2 separate regions of the Homo sapiens genome follow, and region 1 is linked to region 2. Evidence: chromatin loops called from intact Hi-C (ENCODE). Cell type or tissue: endothelial cell of umbilical vein. All regions are shown on one strand.

Region 1 (5,000 bases), 160 kb before region 2:
GCTGGGGGCAAAATCCCATTCTTAGTAACAAAGCTATTTTCATCTGCTGATCGAGAGCCAATAGTAAGAGCAAATAGTTACACAGGAAATGCCACACTGATGCCTTCCTGCCTGGCGTCAGGGATCCAAATCTAGTGCTACCTAAACTGCCAGTTCAAAAAGCAGCTGCATTTTAACCACCTGCCTGTACATTCTGAGTATTCTAGAGCATTCAAAGGTATTGCCTATAAAGCTTTTTGTGGAATTAAAAAAAAAAATTGTGGTAAGAACATATAACATGAAATCTACCCTCTCAACAAACCCAAACAAGTTGACCCTCCTATCACAGAGCCGGCACAAAGTACATCAGGTCTGTTTTTCCCCACACTGGGCAAGCTCTGTCATGCCCAGGCAGCCTGGGAAAGTGCTCAATATTGAAAACTGAAGTTCTATGGCCAGATACTGCCAGTAAGATCTATCCATGAGATCTGATTCATGGAAAGGGCCCATGGAGCCAACACTGGATATAAGTGTAGAACTTTTTTATGAAAAGCGCAAACCTAAAAATTGAACAGAATTTCCGTTCACTTCCACCCTCTTGATCTATTCCCACTGGTCTCTCTCAGCCATTACTTGGCAAGTCTAGGCCAGTCTTCTTTGAGAGCAGATTCTCAGAAAGGGACCTACTCATAAAAGTAGGTTGTGCATCTTAAATAGATACAATTTTATTTGTCAGTTGAAAAGATGAAAAAGAAGAAGCCACAAAATACTTGGAGGAAATATAAATTATTAGACATGTAACGTGTTGATGAAACATTTTTAACATAATGCTATGTTGCCATAAATGAGAAGTTTTTAACTACTGATTAAAAAAAGTATATTAAGATTGTCATAAACAAAGTCAAAAAGCAAATAGAAAAAAATTGCAAGTATGACATATATACTAATGACATGTTATAGGTTATATAATATGAAGAGCCTTTACAAAACAGTAAGAAAACAATAAATGTTCCCAACAGAAAAACAAACTGCTAAAAAAGCAATTCAAAACCAAAAATCTAAATTATCTACATACAGCACATATGTGAAAAAAGTTTCACTTAATTTTCAACGAATAAACACTAAAATAAGGAAATGTCCTTTTTTTTCACAAATGGGCAAAAATATGTATGAAACTGGGCTGTGCTTCTGGGAAAAAATTTTTTTCATACATTCCCCATCCCCAAAAGGTACATAAGTGACCAGTGATAACATTTAATAGGTCACTTTCTTGGAAGGTGCTTGTAGAAGTTTTGTTTCACTGACGACACAAAAAGTAAGCCAAATTTAAAAAAAGAGAAAAGCAAAAGCAAAAGCATTGGAGAGAGAGATTGTTTATGTAATCTAGTAATCTGCAGTAACTACTTGCCAACTTCCCTCACACCTTCATTGCTCCAAGTCCTCATTCCAAAAGCATGGGGAGTCAGGCAACTCAGTGAGCTACACCACCAGGCATTACCAATGGTATAAAACTCAGAATAATTCCAAGAAAGATTCAGACATTTGGAAGAAAAAAAGGTGTGGGTGTGGTATGCAGGACGCTTTCTAATTATCTTTATGGCATAAGAAAGCTTCTTTTCAAATACTAAATTATGAGAAAGGATGGATAAGCTCCAGCCTACCCAACTTCTAAATGAGAATTTTTAAAATCATGAATTCAGAGCTGGATTGGATAGAAGAGAGGACTTCAGAGATCATTTAGGACAAACTCTTCATATTACAGATGAGAATACAGGTCCCTTAGAGATTAAGTGACTTGGTCAAGGTCACATACCTCATAATATTTAATCTATAATGTTAAAAATGGATTCTATCCTGCCAGTTGTTTTAGGCAAGTGGTGAATTACCCAATTACTTTAAAACTGCACCATGTATACAGTAGTCCTAGCCATATGTGGCCACTGGGCACTTAAAATGTGGCGAATCTCAATTGAGATGTGTTATCAAACATACACCAGTGCAAAGTACACACCGGATTTCAAAAATTTCACATGAATAAAAGAATGTAAGACATCTCATTAATTTCTATACTGAATACAGGCTGAAATGATAATAGTTTTGATATACTGGAGTAAATAAAATATATTATTCAAACAAATTTCACCTGTTTCTTTTTACTCTGTTAATGCGGCTATCAAAAAATGTGAAGTAACATCTGTGGTTGATACCATATTTTTATTGGAGAGGGCTGCTCTAAAACATTATGATGTTGTTTTTAAAAATTTAACGGAAATCTACCATTTCACTGTTTTAGAAAGGATATTAGTCATTTTTCAAAAAAATTAAAAAAAAAACCTCACCACACTCTTAACTGTGGTAATCATGTAAATGTAATGTTTTAGTTTTAGGAAGGAATGTATACACATGTCTATAAACTGTAAAGGCAGGAATTTTGAATAGCAAAATTGCTCTTTTTGACCATTAAATTATTCTTGCTTCCATTTTTCTGGTTGACCACAGCATCTCTAAAACCTTATGGCATGATCAGCTTGCTCACTGTTTTTAGGGAAAATCAGGCAACCAAGGAGAGGCCATCTACATTTTCCAATCTGTCATTTTCCATTCAGTGTGGCTGCAAAAGCAACCATATAAAAAACAGTGGCATTTGGACTTAAAAGGCAGAAAGTAATCATTATCAAAAAATTCATTTTTTAAAAATAAGCCAAAAATGAACGTCCAAAATAGGAACTGCCTTTGGTAAGATAAATCTTACATTCCCCCCCATTCCCCAAAGAACTCAGCATAGATGTGAGCAATAAATAACACGTGCAGTACACCCCACCATCTTTCAACCATTTGCCAGTCAGGATTGAGGCTGAGGAAGCAGAAAAGATTAAGCAGAAATCAAAGAGAGCCAAGCTCTAATGGTGTCTAATTAGCATAACAAAAGGCACTGCCACAATCTTTCAGCAGTGGGCAATACATCTCATTAAAGAAGACTGAATAACAATTATTCTCTCCTGACCCCCCCTGCCCCACCCCCATACTTCTTGGCTTAGCTCCGGGAGACCCTGAGAGCCCGGCTCCAAGAGCTTCTGCATTATTGGCCAGGCATTCAGGCTGCAGGGGAAAGAGCCCACTTGTATTACTGTGCACCTGCATCTCAATGCTTTATTCTGATTTCCTCTCCTGCTGTGAAAATGTAGCTTCCTCAAGCACATACAAGTCCTGATATGCAGTTTATAGGAATATAATATTGAGAAATGTCAATGATGACCTAAAAAATGAATACTACTTCTTCTAAAACGTCTTTCTTGAAAGAAAATTGATCTAGTATTTATTTCTCTTCACCTATTCTATTTCTCCCTTAGTATTACTTCACTGTCTCAGACTTAATGAAGCCAAATTGAAATTCTAACAAATTTTATTGCAACCAGTAATTTGCTATGTGCACACACAGGCACGCACACACACATAGATACGTAGACACATCATGCCATTTAAGTGGGAGTACTTTGGTTCAGACCTATCCTCGCTCCCTATTTCCCCTTGATGTAGACAAGTGAGAAAATAGATGAATTTCAAAGAAAATCGAGATTGTAGGTGAGCATGTAGGTAGTTTTTGTATACATTTAAACCAAGAATAAAAGATTCTACTTAAATCAATAATTTAAAAATTCTTCCAGGGTGATTACTAACAAAGATAAAAGCTTTAAGCAATCCTATGTACTTTTTCATATCAATCTACTTAGGTGGAAGGATTGAATGGGAAGGTGAGAGAAAGGACACAGTTATTTAGTCCAAACAATTTTCAATTCTGAGCTATATTTTTTGATCAGTAACACCTTTCAAAAGAAATTTAGTATGAGGGCTGCTTTTTTTTTTTTTAATGGCCTCTCCTGCCAAACACAATAGTACATCGTCTACTTAAACCTGAACATTGCCATGTCTGCAAGTTGTTCTAGGAAAAGCTGTTTATCACAGATGTAGATAGGAACCACTGCAACAGTTCCTGAGACTAAATAGCAGAAACAAAGCCAACTCAAGGAGTAGCTGGGAAAACCTATATAGTATGTCTGGATTTTCAAACTGCTACAAAATTACTGCATTGTAGGAACTAAGAGACCTTGAGAATATTCAAATCTTAGGCTGGGTACTGTGGCTCACCCTGTAATCCTAGCACTTTGGGAGGTTGAGGTGGGTAGATCACTTGAGCCCAGGAGTTTGAGACCAGCCTGGGCAACATGGTGAAACCCCATCTCTACAGAAAAAAAAAAAAAAAAAAAAAATTAGCTGCACGTGGTAGTGCACACCTGTAGTCCTAGCTATAGCTACTCCAGAGGCTGAGGTGGGAGGATTGCTTGTGCCCAGGAGGTCAAGGCACCAGTGAGCTATGAATGTGCCACTGTACTCCAGCCTGGGAACAGAGTGAGACCCTGTCTCAAATAAATAAATTAATTAATTAAATAAAAGCATTGGCTGGAGGCCTAAGGTGAGATATTTTAATGCTATGATACTTTGCACATGATAGTATACAGTTAAAATAAACCTTAGAAGATCACTTGAATTCTAAAAGGCCTTTCTCTGTGTGGTGAACTACTCAGCATGTAAGAGCTGGTTTCTGCGTGGTGGCTCACGCCTGTAATCCCAGCACTTTGGGCAGGCCGAGGTGGGTTGATCACTTGAGGCCAGGAGTTAGAGACCAGCCTGGCCAACATGGTGAAACCCCATGTCTACTAAAAATACAAAAATTAGCCGGGCATGGTGGTGGGTGTCTACAATCCCAGCTACTCAGGAGGCTGAGGCAGGAGAATCGCTTGAACCTGGGAGGTAGAGATTGCAGTAAGCCGAGGTCGTGCCATTGCACTCCAGCCTGGGACACAGAGCGAGACTCCACCTCAAAAAAAAAAAAAAAAGGTCAAAGAAATGTATTTCGGGGTAAAATATTTTCATTTTTTTAGGGCCTGTTATCTGTCATGTGATGCTATACCAGAATCAGGTTGGAATCTGGTATCTTATTGTTACAAAAAGTCTGTTTTGTC
Region 2 (5,000 bases):
TAGTTAGATGTTTGATGTAAGGAGAAAGAAGGAAAATAGCCCGAAGCACAGTATCTTCAAATTTTAATGCCTGGTGACTTTGAAAGCATAAGTACAATGAAGAGAAACAAAAAGGTCTCAAAGATGTGATGTTTGCTTGGAGAAGGGAATATGATTTCCATCTTAGACAATCTGAATTTGAAGTACCAATTGAACATTCAGGTTATAAGGTCGAGCAGCATTTGGTAACTAGTTATGTGCCTTTGAGCCACTTTAAGTCTCTATTTTTTAATCTACAAATTAAGGATAATACCTAACTAGCTGTTATGAATGGATTGTGTCCCCCTAAGATTTACATGTTGAAGCCCTAATACCCCAGTGTGACTGTATTTGGAGATAGCACCTTTAGGTAACTAAGGTTAAATGAGGTCTTAAGGGTGGAGCCCTGAGCTGATAGAATTGGTGTCCTTATAGGGAAAGGAAGAGACACCAGAGCTCTCTCTCCCCATGTCACACACAGAGGAAAGGCCCAGTGGAGGACACAGGAAGAAGGCAGCCATCTGCAAACCAGGAACAGAGACCTGACCAGAAACAGAATCTGCTGGCACCTGATCTGGGACTTGCAGCCTCTAAAATGGTGAGAAAATATATTTCTATTGTTTAAGCCACTCAGACTATGGCATTTTGTTATGGTAGCGTGAGCAGACTAATAAATACACTAGCTGAATGTTGTCAAGATCAAATGAGATAATGTCTATATGGTTCTAAGATACTGCTTGGCACAGAGAAAACCCTTAAATGTTAACTATTACTATTGTTGAAAATGCAGGAGGTGAGCCAGAGTTAGAAAAAAGTAGCCAATTAGGAATTTCTTTCAACATTCCAGACAAAGTATTGACAGACTCCCTGGGCTTCCATTCATCACTGTGACTCCATTCAGCCCAGATGACCCTAATACACCAGGTTTCTTCAGATTCTCTAGTACCTAGGCCCACCTGCCTTGTTCTTGGATTCTCTGACTCCTCCTCAGTTCCTGTGTTTAGTCCACCCTTATGTCTTCCTCTCTGGTTCTCCTTAGCACCACGGGCCAAGTGAGCTCCACCTCAGATTTCTGGGCCAAAGCTTTTGGCTGACTCTGCACAGGCTCTTATCCCAAATGATTCTGTTTTCCAGAACATGATCTACACTCAGTTCTCCAGATCTGTTACTCTCATTGGTCTTACCTCCCCACTTATATTAGCCTGTTTCCTGCTGCTGTAACAGATTACCATAGACTGGGGAATTTATAAACAACAGAAGTTTATTTGGCTCTTAGTTCTGGTGACTGGGAAGTCCAAAACATGGCGTTCACATCTGTGAGGGCTTTCATACTGTATCATCCTGTGGTGGAGGGCAGAAGGACAAGTGAGCACTTGAGACAGGAAAAGGGAGCTGAGCTCCCATGATAACTAACCCATTCTGGTGATAACAGCATTAATCCATTCACGAGGGCTTTAAGAGGTGATCACTTAAATCTCTCTCTTCATGTCATCAAAATGGCAATTAAATTTCAACATGAATTTTGAAGGGAACATTTAAACCATAGCACTGTCCATTAGAATCTACTTCAATCCACTGAAGACAGGAGAAACAACTTCTTAGGCAGGAAGAATGAAGACAATGGCCAGTATATAACTGCATTTTGGGGCTGATAAGGAGGAGAGCTGAGGTGGTACTTGTGAGGTCCAATCCTGTTCCTGAGAATAAGTTAGGTAAAGTTGGAGTATTATACTTGAAGTAGACGAAGAAGATTTGATATGGCTAATATGAATATGGAAGAATGTACTGAAAAGGAAAATAGACTGATGAACAGCAAAGAGGGCTCTGTGGAGATTAAACACTACAACCCCTTCAGCCAGGATTTTTAGCAATCTGGAGGTAGGGCGGGGGTGGCTGTTGGTGCTGGTGGTAGGGTTATGGCTGGGAGATGAGTGTGTTTAGAAGTAAAGGAATGCCAAAGCTATTATGAAAGGCATCCCTAGAAGGGAGGACCATGAGGTCCAGGGCAGGTAGAAGCCAGAAGATTAGAGAATAAGAAGAGGTCAAGTGATGAGAATTTATGACAAGGAGGAAGAAGAAGAGAGAATACAAGGAAGTTTGAGGCTCATTGAGAGGTTTCTGAGCACCCTTGGCAGTTAGTCATTATGGTAAATAGACAAAATAATTCATAAAGTCATGTCCAATAACAGATAAAGACAACCAAACAACCTGAAGTGTCTGGAAGGGAAACAATTTTCTCTGATAACATCATAGTTAAGACTGCAGTTGTGTCTGGTTTCATACACAAGCAGTCTCCATTACACTCTACAATGAATTCCTGGAAAATGTATCATAAAAGTCTGCCTTTTTTCATAATAATAAAAACACTGATTATTGCCCTCCTGAATGTGACTCAGTATTAAATTACAGATAAAGCCACGAAAACATCATAAAAGCAAAAATGCAATAATAAACCTGTATAATTATTTAAAATTGTAAAACTATGTAGCAAGTTACTAAAATGATGAAATTTTAGAGCAAAGGTGAACCTCAGAGTTTCTTTAATCTAGTCTTCTCATTCAAAAGATGAGACTCAAAGTGAAGCTAAAGAGATAAAATCCGTTTTCCCAATTGACAGCAACAAGAAACTTATTTCTTGACTCCAAATCAAATGTTTTCACAGCCTGTTTCAGAAGAATTCCACAAAATGAGTAAAATTACAGAATATTTTGAATATATAAAGATATACAAAATATCTTACAGTGAACATACAGAACAGAAAAATACAACCAGACTCTACCAGGTTTGTATTATCTAATGTTAATATATTAGCAGCAACAATATTACATATATTTATTTAATTTTAACTTGCTTCTATGATCTCCACCTCAAATAAAGGAAAAAGAACTAATAACCACACTCCTTGCATGATAGTTAGAAACTGAAAACAATCCAAATGTTTAACAACGAGAAATGAGTAAGCAAAAAAAAGAATGTCAATAAAATGTTATGTAACCTCTAAAAAATGATAAATTATATGGACCAGACTGAATCATAGAAATGTTCATTCAAAACAATGATGGGAGAAATGGAATACAAATTAAGAGGTGTTCAGTTGTGAATTTAGAGAACAATTTAAGTAGTTAAAATTTAACATGCATTGTATTCTTTTTTTCCTATAAGGTTGTACCATGTCGATAATATAAACCAACAAGAAGCAAGCAGATGAATTAGCAAGCTGTCAGAGAAGTTTGGAATGAAGCTTTCTTTCTCTTGATAAACTTCTTTACAGCTAGAAATAGTAGCAGAGGTTTATAAAACCACCCTACTATTTATTTCAAAGAGAATAATTAGAGCACCTAAATACTCAAGTGCCCTAAGAACTTCAGTTTCCAGGGCCTGGAGAAAATAATAGTTAAAATTCTTTTTGTTCCCCTTCATTTCACTACTTATTACATTCCTACCCCCAAACAAACAACCCCAAATCTACATGCCTCCAAACAGAAAGAGAAGTCAGGTGGGACAGCCTGAAAGTTCTAAAAGAAGAAAAATAGGAATATTCATCCACTTTTGCATTTCTTTAAAATTTGATTAAGTATATAATACAAATAAACTAAACCAAACCAAACCAAAACAACAAAACTAGAGCAGACATGTCAGTGTTTAAGAAAAACTAACTGAAACATACAGCAAAGCATATAGAGAGGGGTATGTTTAATAAGAAAAACAGTGTGTTTGACTATGAATGACACTGATGAAAGATTATCTTAGCCCATTTTTATAGTCCAAAAAATAAAGAGAATTTTGGGGAGGAGAAAGGATGGAGAAGAGGTGACTGATTGTACAATCTGCACTTAACCAGAGCAAAATTTAAAATGATTTCTTTCACATCAACTTCGTAAGAAATAATTACAGTTATATCAGACAAGTGGATTTTTAAAGCCTGTGGATCTGTCCTTATTGGGCAACAAAATACATTTTTAGTCTAAGTACTGTTCAGATAATACAATATCAAGTTTTCTGCTACCCAATATTTTATCAAAAACATAGCCATGAGAAACAGCAGATAACTGGCTGAAAGATGTGGGGTCCATCAGTTAATTCCTCTAGCTGGTCTAAATTTGTTGTTGAATTAAGCCATGCTGGGAAAAGACTTTGTACTTGGACTTTTTTTGAACTGTGATCTGGCACTCTCACTTACAGTGAGGAAGAAAGGAAAGCAGTTCCCATGTGCCCAGAGATGAGGACATGAAGTATCACAAGACAGGCCACTGGCAGATTTTCCATTCCAGTCTCAAAGCAGGAACAGCTGTGTTCCCCGTCTCTGACACCTCTATCTTATAGACTGTGTAAAGCATGTTACTGATAATATTTTCTTTTTTGCATTGGCTTCTAAAAATCTGTGATGAAATATGAAGTCTAATAAGTGTATGAGGCTGGAGGACATGTATTTTTGATGGTAATCTTATCATTGTAATCATCTCATTTTTCCTACATTAATTGTGCCCTTTCTCTTGATTTCTTCAACCAATTTCTTTTTTTTTTAAGAGATGGGGTTTCACTACATTGCCCAGGCTGGTCTTGAGTTCCTGGGCTCAAGCAATCTGCTCGCCTCAGCCTCCCAAAGTGCTGGGATTACAGGTGTGAGCCACCATGCCTGGCCTCTTCAGCTGCATTTTTAAAAATCTTAACCTCTTACATGTCTGTCTGTGAAATGCTTCCATTCCTGTGCATGGGTATAAATAAATAAATTCTATTAATAGGTCAACATTGCACAGGCACATGTCACCTATAAAACCATTCTATACTTTGTCCTAGAAAATTGCTTCTAATATTTATACTATTGACTCATCTCTAAAGTGAACCCTCATCTCATAATAGTAAGTGTAACCTAACAGATGTTAATGTGAGATGCAAGAAAATAGGTATTTCTCATTATTTTCTTGGCTAAAATATAATTGCCAAAATCTTTCATTATTTTACTCTCTATCATATATTTATTT

Evidence for each region. Hi-C counts contacts between places; a loop is a spot of excess contacts. Peaks named below come from ENCODE experiments on the same cell type or tissue, not always from the same donor. Only the 100,000 strongest peaks of a DNase experiment are listed, where the experiment ranks them.
Region 1: a loop joins it to region 2, with 14 times the contacts of the local background. A loop is called at or near these places in 2 of 110 quality-filtered maps.

The regions. Positions count from the first base shown.
Region 1 is chr6:21,184,071-21,189,070 of GRCh38, reverse strand. All of the region lies in intron 13 of CDKAL1 (CDKAL1 threonylcarbamoyladenosine tRNA methylthiotransferase), which reads right to left. Among named protein-coding and RNA genes, the nearest start is that of LINC00581, 330 kb to the left of the region's middle. RefSeq lists an enhancer at 2,535-3,261. In endothelial cell of umbilical vein, no CTCF peak of the experiment used is centred here; DNase peaks (open chromatin) are centred at 40 and 2,190; H3K27ac peaks cover 742 bases.
Region 2 is chr6:21,024,026-21,029,025 of GRCh38, reverse strand. The region is part of intron 11 of CDKAL1 (CDKAL1 threonylcarbamoyladenosine tRNA methylthiotransferase); the gene reads right to left. Among named protein-coding and RNA genes, the nearest start is that of LINC00581, 490 kb to the left of the region's middle. In endothelial cell of umbilical vein, no CTCF peak of the experiment used is centred here; a DNase peak (open chromatin) is centred at 2,235; H3K27ac peaks cover 2,565 bases.